Linked DNA regions of Homo sapiens: region 2 is linked to region 1. A link is a loop called in an ENCODE intact Hi-C map of the cell type or tissue named here. Cell type or tissue: B cell. All regions are shown on one strand.

Region 1 (8,000 bases):
CTTACCAAACTGCTGGGATTACAGGTGTGAGCCACCGCATCCGGCCGCATTTGAAATTATTTAGGAAAATTTAAAGATATGCATCCCTGGTGACCCAGAAATTCCATCCCTCCATGTACACTAAGAGAAGGGACAAGCAAATCAGGAAGTATACTCAATTATCACTAGGTGATACGCTCAGTCCTGAAACTCAGCCAATTAGCAATGGACCCCATGAAAGTCAGCCAAAGTCAGCCAATCAGTGACAGCCCCACCCTTCTACACAACAGCCAATCAGCGAGCAATCCTTCCTGTCGCCGCCATTTTAAAGTTGCACCTCGATAGCAGCCTTACTGCCGTGAGTAGAGGAACATGCTAGAAAGCCCCATGGCCTGCCTCTCCAGCCTCCCGCTTCTCAATGTGTGCCCATCACTGAAGACCTGGCTTCCCAAAACTTTCCCAAAGGTCTGGCTTTGTTCCGGAATATATCGTCTGACAAGTACAGCTCTCCCTCACAAGTAAGCACAAAATTGGCTTTATTTGCATTGAATATCCAGTACAATTTGTGGTAAATTCACGAGTTCTTAGGATTTGTTTATGCATAACGACGTGTAACAGAGCACTGTGAGATGATCAAATTCAATCTTTTCAGTTCTTGGGGTTGCTAGAATCTGTTTTTTGTGTTTATTTAACTCTCCAACTGCTAAAATGTAGGTATAAATTTCGTGATAAATTTTCTGAACAGTAGACATATGTTAACGAGAAAAAAGTCCTTTTGAAGCTCTTTGAGTACTATCCAATGGTTCATTCAATATCAAAAATAGTAGAAAGTCAGATACAAACCAATACAGTCTAGTTAAGTATAAAGGACATACGATTTCCTCAACTCACGCCAAAGAAACTGATAAAATAATAAATTTTTGGCCAGGCGCAGTGGCTCACACCTGTAATCCCAGCATTCTGGGAGGCCGAGGCGGGATCACTTGAGCTCAGGAGTTCCAGACCAGCCTGGTTACCGTAGTGAAACCCTGTCTCTCCAAAATTACAAAAAATTAGCCGGGTGTGGTGGTGCACACCTTTATTCCCAGCTACTTGGGAGGCTGAGGTGGGAGAATTGCTTGAGTGCAGGAGGTTGACGCTGCAGTGAGCCATGATCACGCTGTTGCACTCCAGCCTGGGCAACAGAGCACGATCCTGTCTCTAAATAAATAAATAATTTTTTTTGAAAAGAAAAAGACCTTTAATTAGGCTATTTCGAGTAAAATCCCTTTCAGTTGAGATTTCAGAAAGAACAGAAAATTTTTGCAGAGACTCTTATTAAATTTGGATCTTATGAGAAAAATGTGCTGCTTTTGGTGCTAGAGACTTTGAATTTTATTGTTTTTTTCCAAGAACTGGCATTTGGTTCCATTAATTTTCCCTTCCCCTTTCCCCTTTCGAGTCTCACTCTGTTGCCCAGGCTGGAGTGCAGTGGCACTGTGTTGGCTCACTGCAACCTCCGTCTCCTGCGTTCAAGCAGTTCTCCTGCCTCAGCCTCCTGAGTAGCTGGGACTACAGGCACCCACCACCACACCCAGCTATTTTTATATTTTTAGTAGAGATAGGGTTTCACCATGTTGGCCAGGCTGGTCTCGAACTCCTGACCTCAGGTGATCTGCCCACCTCGGTGTCCCAAAGTGCTGGGATTACAGGTGTGAGCCATGGTGCCCGGCCTCCATTGATTTTCTCTATTGTTTTTGCTTTCAATTTCATTGATTTCTGCTCTTATATTTTTATTTTTTATTGATTTTGAGACAGGATCTGACTCTGCCACCCAGGCTGGTGTGCAGTGACACGATCTTGGTTCACTGCAACCTCCACCTCCCAGGCTCAACTGATCCCCACTGCTCAGCCTCCCTGGTAGCTAGGCTACAGGCACATGCCACCACACCTGGCTAATTTCTTTTTTTTTTTTTTTTTTGAGACGAAGTCTTGCTCTGCCTCCCAGGCTGGAGTGCAGTGGCCCAACCTTAGCTCACTGCAACCTCTGCCTCCCAGGCTCAAGCAATTCTCGTGCCTCAGCCTCTCGAGTAGCTGGGACTACAGGCATGTGCCACCAAACCCGGCTAAATTTTTGTATTTTTTTTTTTTTTGAGATGGAGTCTCACTGTTGTCGAGTCCGGACTGGAGTGCAATGGCGTGATCTCAGCTTCACTGCAACCTTTGCCTCCCAGGTTCCAGCAATTCTCCTGCCTCAGCCTCCTGAGTAGCTGAGATTATAGGTGTCAGTTTTTTGTATTTTTAGTAGAGACGGGTTTTCACCGTGTTGGCCAGGCTGGTCTCCAATGTCTGACCTCTGGTGATTCGCCCACATTGGCCTCCCAAAGTGCTGGGATTACAGGTGTGCACCACAGCGCCCAGCCTGGCCGCCCTTATCTTTATTATTTTATTCCTTCAGGTGTAATTTTTAGACTTTTCTAAATTGGAAATTCAGATAATTGATTTGAGACCTTTCTTTTCTCATGTAAGCATTTTAATGCCATCAATTTTCTTCTGATCACTACTCTAGCTGTATCCCATAGATTTTGATTTGTTGTATTTTCTCATTTTTTTCAATTCACAATAGATCTTTAATTTCCCTTTGGATTTTCTCTTTGGCTCATGGGTTAAAGTGTTTTGTGGCTGGGTGGGGTGGCTCATGCCTGTAATCCTAGCACTTTGGGAGGCTGAGGCAGGTGGATCACCTGAGGTCAAGAGTTTGAGACCAGCCTGGCCAACATGGTGAAACCTTGCCTCTACTAAAAATACAAAAACTAGGCAGACGTGGTGGCAGGCGCCTGTAATCCCAGCTACTGGGGACGCTGAGGCAGGAGAATTGCTTGAACCCAGGAGGCGGAGGTTGCAGTGAGCCGAGATCATGCCACTGCACTCCAGCCTGGGCAACAGAGCAAAAACTCTGTCTCAAAAACAGAAAAAAAAGTGTTTTGTTTAATTTACAAGTATTTTTGGATTTTTCAGATACATTTCTGTTATTGATTTCTAGTTTAATTCCACTATGGTAAAAGAATATATTTTCTGTGATTTCTGAGCTGTTTGTGTATAAGATCTCAGAACACTTTTCAGGGCTGGTTCTCAGGTTATGAGGCCATTCTTTGAGCATTTTTTCCCACTTGCTTTGCCTCCATTAACAGCATGTCCTTTAGGTGGTCTCTCCAGGCAGTACAGGTGGGTCACCTTCATTTTGTTTGTGTCCAGGCCTCTGAATTGTTTTGTGGTCTACGTGGAGTTATGTGGTCTCATGGTGGGCATGGTGGCTCACGCCTGTAATCCCAGTACATTGGAAGGCCCAGGCCAGTGGATTGCTTGAGCCTAGGATTCGAGACCAGCCTGGGCAACATGGTGAAACCCCGTCTCTAGAAAAAAATACAAAAATTAGTCGGGTGTGGTGGCCTGCTTCAGTAGTCCCAGCTACTGGGGAGGTTGAGGTGGGAGGATTGCTTGAGCTGGGGAGGCGGAGGTTGCGGTGAGCTGTGATCACGCCACTGCACCCCAGCCTGGGTGACAGAGTGAGACCCTGCAAAAAGAGTATGTGGTCTCTGTCCAGATTTAATCTATATCCCAGGTGGTGAGGTCTCCGAGCTGTTTTGGAGTCTGCGTCCAGGATATGAGGTATGTAAGGTGTTTGGGATTTGTTTTCCCAGCGTGCAACGTCCCTGAGGTGTTTCGGCCTTTGTGTCCCAGGGTGAGGTCTCTGAAATGTTTGTAGGATTTTGTGACGAGGATGAGACCTATGAAATGACTGGGAATCTATTAAGATATGTTCCATTATTGAGTTCTCTAATTTTGTTTTGTGGTCTGTGTTCAGTGTGAGTTCCCTGAACTGTTTTGGACTCTGTATCCCACGGTGTGAGATCTCTGAGCTCTTTTGTGCTCTGTGTGCAATGATGTGAACTCCCTGAGCTATCTGGGTGTTTCCAGTAATGAGGTCTCATTCTGTTTCACAGCCAGCTGGTACTCTATGGTATAATCGCCTTTAAGCATTTGCCGTTTTCTCCCTTAGTTGTTTGCTCCTTCCATTCTTGTGCACACAGGACTGTGCACGTATGTATGATTATTTCCTTAGAACACATACTTAAAAGTGAAACTGCCACGCCAAAGGAGTCATTTATTCAACAAATCCCCTTTTGAGCACCTACTGTGTGCAGGGCAGTTTCAGGCAGAGACTTTGGGGGGTCTAGAAATACACATATCCCTCCCTACCTTCGTGGTGGTGACATTCCAGTAAGGAGGGGTGTCTGCTTTTTATTTTGATAAATGCTGCCACACAAAGGCAGACTTCCATCAGTGGCCTCGGGAATGAATGCCCATTAATGGGCGGTGGCTCTGCAGCAAGGGTTTGGACGCTTGGGCCTTTGCTCTCAAACGAATCATCAGGGTATGGGGCAGGGACAGTGCTCTGGGGGACGTCGGTTGGGGGAGACAGGGCTGGAACGTGGGCAGGAGGAAGGCATGAAAGAGTCCATTTAGTTCTTTTGCGGTGAACTGAAGATTGATTCACTTGACACTGACATGAAAGAGTCCTTGTCGCACACACAAGGGGAGCGTGAGCGGTGGGAATGAAGGGTTAACGACTAGACTGTGCAGCTCCAGGACCATACCACTACGGTCATGGGAGGTACCACAGGGGAGGGGTCGTGTATTTCGGAAGATACCATTGTACTAGTGGAGACACGAAAGGTCTCCTCATCCCGCGAGTGGATCGGCCTCCACCCTAGACCGAGGAGAGAATGGCTCTGCCTGGACCGACCCCCGCGCCGGGCGGACCCGATCTTCGGCCTAAAGCGTCCACCTGTCTGGAAGCCGCCGCCACCAAGCTTTTATTAATATATCCGTTCCCGCCGGGTTGGCTATACAGATGCGAATCAACTCCGGGGGTGGGGTGAGGAGGAAGGCCGCGGAGCGGCGATTGCTTCCTGGACGAGTTGCGTAGGGCGGGACAAAGTCTTGCCCTGAGCTCTGATTGGTCACCGCGAGACTGCCTACCTAAGCTCTTCCAGGGTACCGAGGTTTTCCGGAATCACTAAGAGGCTACAGGCCGGGTCCTTCGGCTCCGCGTTCCTATTGGCTGCTGTTTCGGCGCAAGCGCTTTGGCTCCTGGGTTGGCGTTCAGGGTTGCCGAGGCAGGGCTTTGGCTACTGGAGATCGTAGGTTCGAATCCCGTCTGGGAAGTTCAACTTGTGCACCTGTAAAAGAAGCTGGCATTATTGGCTTGTACTCAAGGGCTGGCACAGAGTGTGTCGGGTAATCTTTTCCATTTTCTTTTACCTATTCTTTCTTTTTTTAAGCAATGCCTATTGCATCCCATTATATTGATTTCAGGACCCACTCACCGTTCACAACAGCACTAAGAAAAATTCTTCAGGGTCCCTGGCATTTGTCTTTCAGGCTACCTGTAGGTCTGAGTCCAGCAGATAAGATTCAAGGTGATCTCATGATCCTCCTCCAGGCCAGCCCCCATCTCCCAGAAGAGGGTGATTTGGAGGCTTCCCTCAGGACCAGGCCTGACTAGGAGTGTGATGGGGTGGGCTATAAGTGATTAAAAGAGAGATGCATGGTTTCACGCTCTGGGATGCTGAAGAGCTTGTGGCAACTACAAGGAGAATTTTGGAAGGTGGGGGCAAGACTTAAAAGAGTACGCTTTTAAATGATGGGATTTTAAACATCAGACAGGGGAGGTGTTTGGCTGGTGAGGTAGGTAGGTAGTAGGAAGAAAGTGATTCTCAAGTCAAGTCAGCTCATCATAGGGTAGTTATTACACTCTGCAGTTTGGAGGACTGTGTGCAGGATGTGAAGTCTGATTTGTTTTGGAATCTCAGTTCAGGGTATGACTTATAAAAAGACTGTGAAGTCTCTTTGCTGTTTGAAAATCTGTGTCTCAGAGGTTTAGGTGTTTGAGATCTTTGTGGGTCTCTGTCCCAGGGTTGGTTTCTTTTTTCTTTCTTTTTTTTTTGTTTTTTTTTGTTTTTCTTTTCTGTTTTTCTGTTTACGTTGGTCCAGAATGTCCCAAGGTTTCTAAGCTGTTTATGGATCTTTGTCCCCGGATGTGCAGAGTTTTTTTTTCTTTTCTTTTTTTGTGTGTCTTTACTTTTATTTATTTATTTTTGAGACAGGATCTTGCTCTGTCACCCAGGCTGGAGTGCAGTGGTGTGATCTCGGCTCACTGCAGCCTCAACTTGCCAATCTCAGGTGATTCTCTCACCTCAGCCTCCTGAGTAGCTGGGACTACAGACACGTGCCACCACACCCGGCTAACTTTCTTTATTTTTTGTGGAGGTGGGATTTTACTATGTTGCCCAGGCCTTTTTGTATGTTTTTAGGGGCAGGGTCTCTCTCTGTTGCCCAGGCTGGAGTGCAGTGGTGCAATCATGGCTCACTTCAGCCTCGACCTCTGGCTCAAACAATCCTCCCACCTTAGCCTCCTGAGTAGCTGGGACCACAGGTGCGTACCACCACACTTGGCCCGGCTATTTTTTTTTTTTCTTGTAGGCTGGGCACGGTGGCTCACACCTGTAATCCCAGCACTTTGGGAGGCCAAAGTGGGTGGATCCCTTGAGCCCAGGAGTTCGAGACCAGCCTGGCCAACATGGTGAAACCCTATCTCTACAAAAAAAAAAAAATTAGCCGGGTATGGTGACACGTGTCTGTTGTCCCCAGCTACTCAGGAGGTCAAGGCTGCAGTGAACTGTGATCTCACCACAGCACTCCAGCCTGGGCAACAGAGCAAGACCCTGTCCCAAAATAATTTTTTTTGCGTGTGGAGACAGGGTCTCCCTCTGTTTCCTAGGCTGGTCTCAAACTCCTGGGCTCAAATGATACTCCTGACTCAGCCTCTCAAAGTGTTGGGATTACAGATGTGAGCCACCACACTCAGCCTTTTTTTTTTTTTCTTAAAATTGATTTTCATTTTTCTTTTATTGGCATTTCTGTGACTGCTAGAAGGGCTTAACATTGTTTTCTGTGCTTGTTGGCAAGATGTATCTAAGTTTTGTTTTGTTTTGTTTTGAGACAGGGTCTCACTATGTTGCCCAGGCTGAGTACAGTGGCATGCACATGGCTCACTGCAGCCTCGACCTCCTGGGCTCAAGCAGTCCTCCCACCTCAGCCTCCTGATCTTGAGTAGCTGAGACCACAGGCATGTGCCACCACACTCCACTAATTTTTTTATTTTTTGTAAAGACCACGTCTCACCATGTTGCCCAGGCTGGTCACGAACTCCTGGACTCCTGTCTTACCCTCCCAAAGTGCTGGGATTACAGGCATGAGCCACTGCACTTGGCCTTATTTAAGTTTTCTAAATTCCCTTTTACGTCCTGTGATCATTTTTGTTAAAATTTTTATTTTATTTTATTTTTTGGACACAGGGTCTTGCTTTGTCACCCAGGCTGGAGTGTACTGGCGTGATCATGGCTCACTGCAGCATCGACCTCCTGGGCTCAAGCAATCCTCCCACCTCAGCCTCCCAAGTAGCTGGGAATACAGGTGTGTACCACCACCCTTGGCTAATTTTTGTATTTTTGTAGAGAAGGGGTTTCACCATATTGCCCAGGCCGGTCTCCAACTTCTGAGCTCAAGCGATCTACCCACCTCAGCCTCTGAAAGTGCTGGGATTACAGATGTGAGCCACTGCGTCCAGCCTTTAACATTTTTTAAATTTTAAAAGCATTTTAGACTTAAAAAAATTATAAAAATAGTGCAGAGAGTTCTTATATACTCTTTTTCTCCTAATGCTTACTTATATAATCTTAGTACAATTTTTAAAATCAGGAAATGAATGACACGGTTATTTATGAGCTGTTGTTCACCGGTTTGTGTCCAGGGTGTGAAATATCTGAGCTCTTTGGACCCAGAGCTCTCTTGGGTTTTGTGTCTCATGATGTGATGTCTCTGAACATTTGGTATATGTTTTTAGATGCTAGGTCTTTCGTCATCTTGGTAGTCTTTGTCCCAGAGTATGATGTCTTTGACCTGTTAGTAGTCTCTTT
Region 2 (8,000 bases), 160 kb before region 1:
TTCCCGGTCTGCCTTGTCATACCCGCGGTCCCGATCCCGTTCCCTGTCTCGCTCTCTCTCTCTGTCTACCTTGTCATAGCCACGCTCTCGATCCCTGTCAGACTTGTCGTGGCCCCGGTCTGACTTGTCGTGGCCCCTGTCTAGTTTCTCATGGCTGCGGTCCGACTTGTCATGGCCCCTGTCCGACTTGTCATGGCTCCGGTCCAACTTTTCTTCAGCATCTGGGGACACAAGTCTTGAAGTGACCTCTTGCCACCCCAGGACCCAGCAGCCTCTGCCTTCAACAACCTCCCTTGCCTGAGGCTGGGCCCGCCTGGTCTCACCTGCCCCTCTGATCCACTATCATTCTACTTGGCCTCTCCGTGAGAACTGCTAAGATCACTCAAGGCACGCTTGTACCTGCCAACTCACCTGCATTACTGCTTCTGAGCTTCTTGGCCGATTTGGTAACCACGGAGTTGGGGTCATGTGGGGAGAGCCAGGATACAAGGTCTGTGTCTGCATTCCAGTAGTAAGGGAGCCCGCTGTGGGGCCGCAGGAAAGAAGTGTCAGCACAGATGTCCTTGCCTTGGATCCTCAACTCTTGTCTCCCCAGTCTCTGCCTATACCTGCCCCATGTCAGGACCCCACAGGCAGGATCCCCAGAATCTCTTCTCCTGAAGAGAAAACACTGTCAGCTGGGCGTGGTGGCTCATGCCTGTAATCCCAGCACTTTGGGAGGCCGAGGCAGGCGGATCACCTGAGGTCAGGAGTTCGGGACCAGCCTGACCAATATGATGAAACCCCATCTCTACAAAAAATACAAAAATTAGCTGGGTGTGGTGGTGTGCACCTGTAATCCCAGCTACCTGGGAGGCTGAGACAGGAGAATCGCTTGAACCCACGAGGCGGAGGTTGCCATAAGCCGAGATCACACCATTGCACTCCAGCCCGGGCTACAAGAGTGAAACTCCGTTTCAAAAAAGAGAGAAAAGACAGTCTTCCAACCCCAGAGGAGCCAGGCCCCAGCAGGCAGCAACTTGAGTCCTGCAGATACCTAATGCCAACACCCTCCACCCGAGGCTCCCTCCCTTGTGTCCCCCTAAACCTCACAACCAAGGTCAGCACAGGAAGGGTGAAGCCAGAAGTTAGCTCCCCCTCACCCAGGCTCACCAGGAAGGGTCGAACACCTTGTACCAGCTTGGTGGTAGGCCCTCCAACCTGGTGGCCTCGTAGTCCACAGGATCATCGTCATAGTCCTCGGCAATGATCTCTTCCTCTGGTTCTGGTAGAACAAGGTGGGGATGAGGAGAGCAGATAAGGACCAGGGGACCTCATCCTACATGTAGAGCCTAGAGACACGCACTCACATTCACACAAGCCACACATAAAAGACACGTGTGTGTGTGTGCCGGGAAGAATATGAAGTATCTTTCACATTCCAAATCCAACTCTCTATATTAGGAGGTTTACAAAAAAAGGTTACCTAAATCTGTGTCTGGGTTCAGATGATGAGTTCTACTGTTAGCCAAAGCTATCTGGTTTCAGAGTTGATAGGGATTCATCAAAAAATTTACTCATCTTGGCCAGGCGTGATGGCTCATGCCTGTAATCCCAGCACTTTAGGAGGCCAAAGTGGGTGGATCACGAGGTCAGGAGTTCAAGACCAGCCTGGCCAAGATGGTGAAAACCCGTCTGTGAGACTAGCCTGGTCAACATAGTGAGACCCCTGTCTCTACAAAAAAAAAAAATTAGCTGGGCACAGTGGCACACGTCTGTAGTCCCAACTACTCAGGAGGCTGAGGCAGGAGGCTCATTTGAGCCCAGGACTTTGAGCTTGCAGTGAGCTATTATCGTGCCACTGCACTCCAGCCTGGGCAACAGAGTGAGACCCTGTCTCTAAACAAATAATAAATAATATATATACCATAGGCACAGGTCATTCAATAGGCTTAAAAGAAAATCCAGCCTGGCCAACATGGTGAAACCCCATCTCTACTAAAAAATACAAAAATTAGCCAGGCACAGTGGAGCACGCCTGTGGTCCTAGCTACTCGGGAGGCTGAGGCAGGAGAATCGCTTGAACCCGGGAGGCAGAGGTTGCAGTGGGCCAAGACTGCACCACTGCACTCCAGCCTAGGTGACAGAGCGAGACTCTCTCAAAAAAAAAAAAAAAAAAAAAAAAAAAAAGTAAATCAATGATCATTGCCAGTTTTATTTTTTTGAGATGGAGTCTTTCTCTGTTGCCCAGGCTGGAGTGCAGTGGCATGATCTCGGCTCACTGCAAGCTCCGCCTTCCGGGTTCACACCATTCTCCTGCCTCAGCCTCCCGAGTAGCTGGGACTACAGGCATCTGGCACCACGCCCGGCTAAGTTTTTTGTATTTTTATTAGAGATGGGGTTTCACCCTGTTAGCCAGAATGGTCTCGATCTCCTGACCTCGTGATCCGTCCACCTCCGCCTCCCAAAGCGCTGAGATTACAGGCATGAGGCACCCTGCCCGGCCTGGGATCATTGACAATTTTATTAACCACAAGGTCTATACCTTGCACACAGTAGGCTTGTAATAGATGTCAGTTATCAATAAGGAGAAGATATATTTTCCAGTGCCTGGCACACTATAGCCCCAAATAGATGCCAGTTTTTAGTATTACTGATAATAAGGTGTGATTTGCAGCCAGAGCACAGTAGGCCTAAATGATAGATCCTCACTGCAACTACGCTTGGCACACAGGAGACAGCAGTAGAGGTTAGCAGTACTTCCTATTAGATACTATGTCATCACCCCCATAGAGTAATCCATGGGATTTAACTTGGCATACAGTAGGCCCCAAATAGGCATTAGGTGGTCAGTATTATTTTGTTGTTTTTTTTGGATTTTTTTCAGACAGGGTCTCCATGTGTCGGCCAGGCTGGAGTGCAGTGGCACAATCTCGGCTCACTGCACCCTTGACATCCTAGGCTCAAGAGATCCTCTCACCTCAGCCTCCCAAGTAGCTGGGACTACAGGCATGCACCACAACACACGATTAATTTTTGTATTTTTTGTAAAGACGGGGTTTTGCCATGTTGCTCAGGCTAATCTCTTAATCCCTAAACTCAAGCAATCTACCCGCCTCAGCCTCCTAAAGTGCTGGGAATGCCAGCTTGAGCCGCCACGCCCAGCCAGTCAGTATTGTTAAGAATGAAATATCTGCCGGGCACAGTGGCTTATGCCTGTAATCCCAACCCTTTGGAAAGCCAAGGGTGGGGGGTGGATCACCTGAGGTCAGGAGTTAGAGGCCAGCCTAGCCAACATGGTGAAACCCGTCTCTACTAAAAATGCAAAAATCAGCCGGGTGTGGTATCACGTGCCTGTAATCCCAGCTACTTGGGAGGCTGAGACAGGAAAATCGCTTGAGCCCGGGAGGCGGAGGTTGCAGTGAGACGAGATCACGCCACAGCACTCCAGCCTGGGCGACAGACCGAGACTCTGTCTCAAAAAAAAAAAAAAAAAAATTGCCAGGTGTGGTGGGGCGGGGCGTGCCTGTAGTCCCAACTACTCGGGAAGTTAAGGCAGGAGAATCGCTTGAACCTGGAAGGCGGAGGTTTTAGTGAGCCGAGATCGCGCCACTGCACTCCAGCCTGGGTGCACAATAAGACTCTGCCTCAAAAAAAAAAAAAAAAAAAAAAAAAAAAAAAAAAAAAAAGAATGAAATATCTATTCCCCCAACCCCCTCCACTTGACACGCGGTAGGGATGGATGTCAGGAATCCACATTGTTAACAACGAAAAATGCCTGCCACCCCATTGCTTGGTGCACAGTTGGCCCATGCTAGGTATCAAGCGTCAGTATCAACAACAAAAGTGCCTGTCGAGGCTGGCACGTGTTAGGACCATCTGCTTTTAGCTGTCTCACCAGGCTCCAGATGTTTGAGGATGCCTCTCTTGGCCAAGCGGGTCTGCAGCGCAACGGGCAGCGGCATAGCTGATAGCAGACAGACCTAGGGACAGACGAACAAACTGACAAGCAGCTCAGATAAAGATTCCTATCTGGATCCCGTAACCAAGCGCCTCCCGTAAACATGTACTCATCTGACTCCGATCTACTCAAATGAACCAGTAGCTGGGTGGACAGAACATACGCACTAAAAGATGTAAGAGGTAGGTGGCAATATCATCGCAACTCCCACCAACCCTACTGTCCCCGAAACCAGGTGCTCCAGGGCCCTGTTCCTCTCCCAGGCCCAGGCTCCGCCCACAGCCTAAGAAGCCCGGCCCCTCCGCACTTCAGAAATGGGCTCATCCAGCGTCCCCATGACTGCCGGGTGGGAGAAACCAAAGCGCTGGGATGGGGGAGCAGAGGGCAGCACTTCCTCCAGCTCCAAAAGAGTGCACCCACCCCAACGTTACCAATACACTCGTGCAGGTAGTGGAAGGCTGTCACACCGCCCGTCTCTCTCGTGTCGCCGCTACGATACCTGGGCCCACACGACTCTCTTCCCAAAACACCGAATGAGACCTTCTCTCAACGAGGCCTTCACTCCCCGAGCCTGAAAGTAACTGGACTACGCTCAGGAGGCAATGAACAAATGGCAGAAACTCGATTGGCCAATGAGAGTGCGTCCTTGGCGTGACATGCGGTATAGCGACCCAATCGCTGCCCGGTAATAGGCGGAAAGCTCCGACGCCGGTGTGCGTCTACGCTGGGGGCGTGGCCTGACTGCGCGGCCAGACGCCAGCGCCATGGAGGAGTACGCTCGGGAGCCCTGGTACGGCAATGGGCACAGGCATCCGGAATATTGCTGCGACGCCAAGGCCAGCCGTGGGGGTCGGGCGGGGGAGGCATCGGCCGCACAGAGCCATGTACCAGACTCGGGGGACTCTTAACGTATCTCCCGCTACCCCCACTCGGTTCCTGTCATTCGGGCTCCGTTATGAGGGGCCACAACCAGAGAAGGTGCGGCGAAGGCCGAACCACGCCATGTTTCTCCTGACTTCGTAATCTCCTAGCCCTGTTAACGAAAAAAGACACGCTGGACGATCCATCCCGGCTAGGGGTGGTACGGTGTTGACCGGAAATCCCCAGAGTTGCCGCCAGTGGTTTTTCCCAGGTCGCCTTTGTCAGTGGGGGGCGGGGCACGGATGAACCTGTTGAGGGCCGGCGGGGACGGTGGATGCTTCCCGCGGTCGCTCTTGGTTTTTCCCAGTTGTGCCGGATTGAAAAGGGGCGGGGCATGGTTGGACGGGCTCACCGTCGGAGAAGGGGTGCGACGCGGTCCTGCTTTGCTGACAGTCTGTCTTGGCTAGTTAACACGCCTATGTCGCTTATTGAAACGTCAACTCTGCGTGTGCCAATTCATTTAATCTTTGATCACAGTAAAACCGTTGGCTGATTCCTTGGTTGGTAGACAGGGCGAAGACTAATATTTCTCCCCCTTTGCCCCATTTCTCGCTTTAATGGGGGGGTGTGTGGAAAAAGCGTGACAGAACTAGCTCATTATTATCTGAAGTGTTTGTTCCTACTTAGGAACTTCCCATTCTGGTGACTTGGTTTCTCCCAGTTAGAAAAGAGTTCGTGTGACAGGACCTGGGGGAGGGCTCACATTAACCCCGTCCTTCCCTTCCTGCTTGCAGCCCATGGCGAATTGTGGATGATTGCGGTGGAGCCTTCACTATGGGTGTCATCGGTGGCGGAGTCTTCCAGGCCATCAAGGGTTTCCGCAATGCCCCTGTTGTGAGTCCAGGCCTTCCCTGGGTTGGTGTGGGGTTAGCTATCTTGCCCACAAGGGAGGCTGCTCTGAAAACTGCTTGGAGCTGCCAGTCACGTGCACTTATTCATTCTGGTGCCCACTCACCTACTATGTGCCGAGCCTGGCTCCTGTATCTGGGATTTTGTAGGGATTGCAAACATGGCCTCTGTCTTCCACCCTCCACCCCACCCAACTGGAGCTCCTCTGTGGAAATGCTGTGTCGTTCAAAGAGTCATCACCAAATTTTAAATGTATGTGCAAAGCCAGACAGTTTTTTTTTTTTTTGAGACAGTCTTGCTCTGTTGCCCAGGCTAGAGTGCAGTGGCACGCTCTTGGCTCACTGCAACCTCTGCCTCCTGGGTTCAGGCAATTCTCCTGTCTCAGCCTCCCAAGTAGCTGGGACTACAGGCATGTGCCACCAGACCTGACGAATTTTTGTAATTTTAGTAGAAATGGGGTTTCACTATGTTGGCCAGGCTGGCCTTGAACTCTGGACCTCAGGTGATCCACCTACCTCGGCCTCCCAAAGTGCTGGGATTACAGGCGTGTGCCACTGTGCCTGGCCATGTTTTTTTTTTTTTTTTTTTTTTTGAGACAGCATCTTGCCCTGTTGCCCAGGCTGGCGTGCAGTGGCCTGATCATGGGTCACTACAGCCTCCGCCTCCCAGGCTCAAGTGATCCTCCCACCTCAGCCTCCCAAGTAGCTGGGACCACAGGACTGCGCCACCATGCCCGGCTAATTATTTATGTATGTATTTATTTATTTGTAGAGACGGGGTTTCAACGTGTTGCTTAGGCTGGTCTCTAATTCCTGAACTCAAGTGATCCACCCACCTCAGCCTCCCAAAGTGCTGGGATTACAGGTGTTAGCCACTGCGCATTTTACCTAGAGGCAGATTCTGGCTCAGAAACCCGGATAGAGGAAAATGACAGGAATTTAATTGGCAGACGGAAGACAGCCTTGAAGTTGAGAGAATTCTTTTAACATAATTCTTTTTCTCTGACCACCTCCCCTCCCAGAAGATCGCAAATGCCATGACTTTAAATGCCATCTATTAGCCAAGGTCTCTGCAATTTATATATGTAGCCCCGTCCCTCCCCTAGACTCCTGGAACTCTCCTCCCTGGATCTTTGCCCAAGTTTGTCATCCTCAAGGTCTCAGCACAGATTCCCCCTCCTTCAAGAGGCCTTTCCTGACCCCTCAGCCCCAGTCATATTTCTTCATGGCATTTCCTCTACAGTGCAGATTGCTGTCTGAAGCTCCCTTGTTTATCTACTCTTGCTCAAGATCTGTGTCTCCCACCGTTAATGTGAGCTCTGAGAGGGCAGAGAGCAGACCTACCTTGTTCATGGCTGTATCCCTGCATATGGCATGGTGCTTGGCACATATAGTAGGTACTTGTTAATCATTCACTGAATGAATGAATGAACAAATGTATGAATGAATTAGCACTTCTCAACCTAGCTCTGAGAACACCCATGTTGGGGCGCTCTCCAGGCCACTAGTTCTTGGCCACTTCTCCACATCTCTACAGCTCATACCTCTAACAGGTCTCCCATCTTCTTCCCTCTCTTAAAAGTTGGAAACGTGTCTGCCAGTGGCTTCAGCCCTGCCCTAACGCCCTTCCTTCCTTTCCCCAGGGAATTCGGCACCGGTTGAGAGGTAGTGCCAATGCTGTGAGGATCCGAGCCCCCCAGATTGGAGGTGAGGGACTTGGGGAGATAGATATAGGAGATGTCTTGGCAAAGGTGGGAGTGGTTGATCCTTTGGGTCTAGGCTGCAAGTTAGGGGTTCAGATTCTAGCCCCTGCCAGAGACTTTCTAGGGGGGTGATGTTTCCCAACAATTGAATATGGAGGGGAAGAAAGTGGGTTCTGGAGTTTAAATCTAGGTCCTGACTGTTCCCTGCCATGTGACCTTGGGCTAGTGGCTTAACCTCTCTGAACCTCACTTGTACCGTGGGGGTGGTGATAACAGTAACCACTTCATCGGTAGTTTTATAGTTTATGTAATTTACATACTACTAAGTGCTGGTTGCTATGCTAAACACTTTAATAACATTAACTAATTTAAAATTGCAGAAGTTAAATAACAGAGCACCTCGAACAGGTCCTGGCACACAGTAAGCCCTCAGTAAACATTTTAACTATCATATTAACTGGGTTTCCTAACCTATTTCCTTCTCACTGAAACCCAAATCAGAATTCCAACTCTGTGTGGTGATTATGAAGCTCAAAGTTGCTCTGTTAAAAGCCATATGAAGATAAATCTGCTTGTAAACATTTGTCA

Evidence for each region. A loop is a pair of places that touch in the nucleus more often than their neighbours do. Peaks named below come from ENCODE experiments on the same cell type or tissue, not always from the same donor. Only the 100,000 strongest peaks of a DNase experiment are listed, where the experiment ranks them.
Region 2: it touches region 1 in a loop (31-fold over the local background); 8 of 110 quality-filtered maps call a loop at or near these places.

What each region holds. Positions count from the first base shown.
Region 1 is chrX:48,734,298-48,742,297 of GRCh38, reverse strand. No RefSeq gene overlaps it. Among named protein-coding and RNA genes, the nearest start is that of GLOD5, 23 kb to the left of the region's middle. RefSeq lists enhancers at 4,517-4,566, 4,617-4,876, 5,067-5,196. In B cell, no CTCF peak of the experiment used is centred here; a DNase peak (open chromatin) is centred at 4,977; H3K4me3 peaks cover 1,523 bases; H3K27ac peaks cover 1,001 bases.
Region 2 is chrX:48,894,454-48,902,453 of GRCh38, reverse strand. It overlaps TIMM17B (translocase of inner mitochondrial membrane 17B), which reads left to right and starts at 4,686. Exons shown (of 6, transcript NM_001395498.1): 1 at 4,686-4,730; 2 at 5,596-5,695; 3 at 7,353-7,416. The coding sequence starts at 4,705. It overlaps PQBP1 (polyglutamine binding protein 1), which reads right to left and starts at 4,524. Exons shown (of 7, transcript NM_001032382.2): 1 at 4,372-4,524; 2 at 3,878-3,962; 3 at 1,153-1,264; 4 at 412-524; 5 at 1-221. The coding sequence starts at 3,944. RefSeq lists enhancers at 3,861-4,080, 4,131-4,500, 4,791-4,990, 5,021-5,170. In B cell, no CTCF peak of the experiment used is centred here; DNase peaks (open chromatin) are centred at 4,443, 4,563 and 5,163; H3K4me3 peaks cover 2,201 bases; H3K27ac peaks cover 3,121 bases.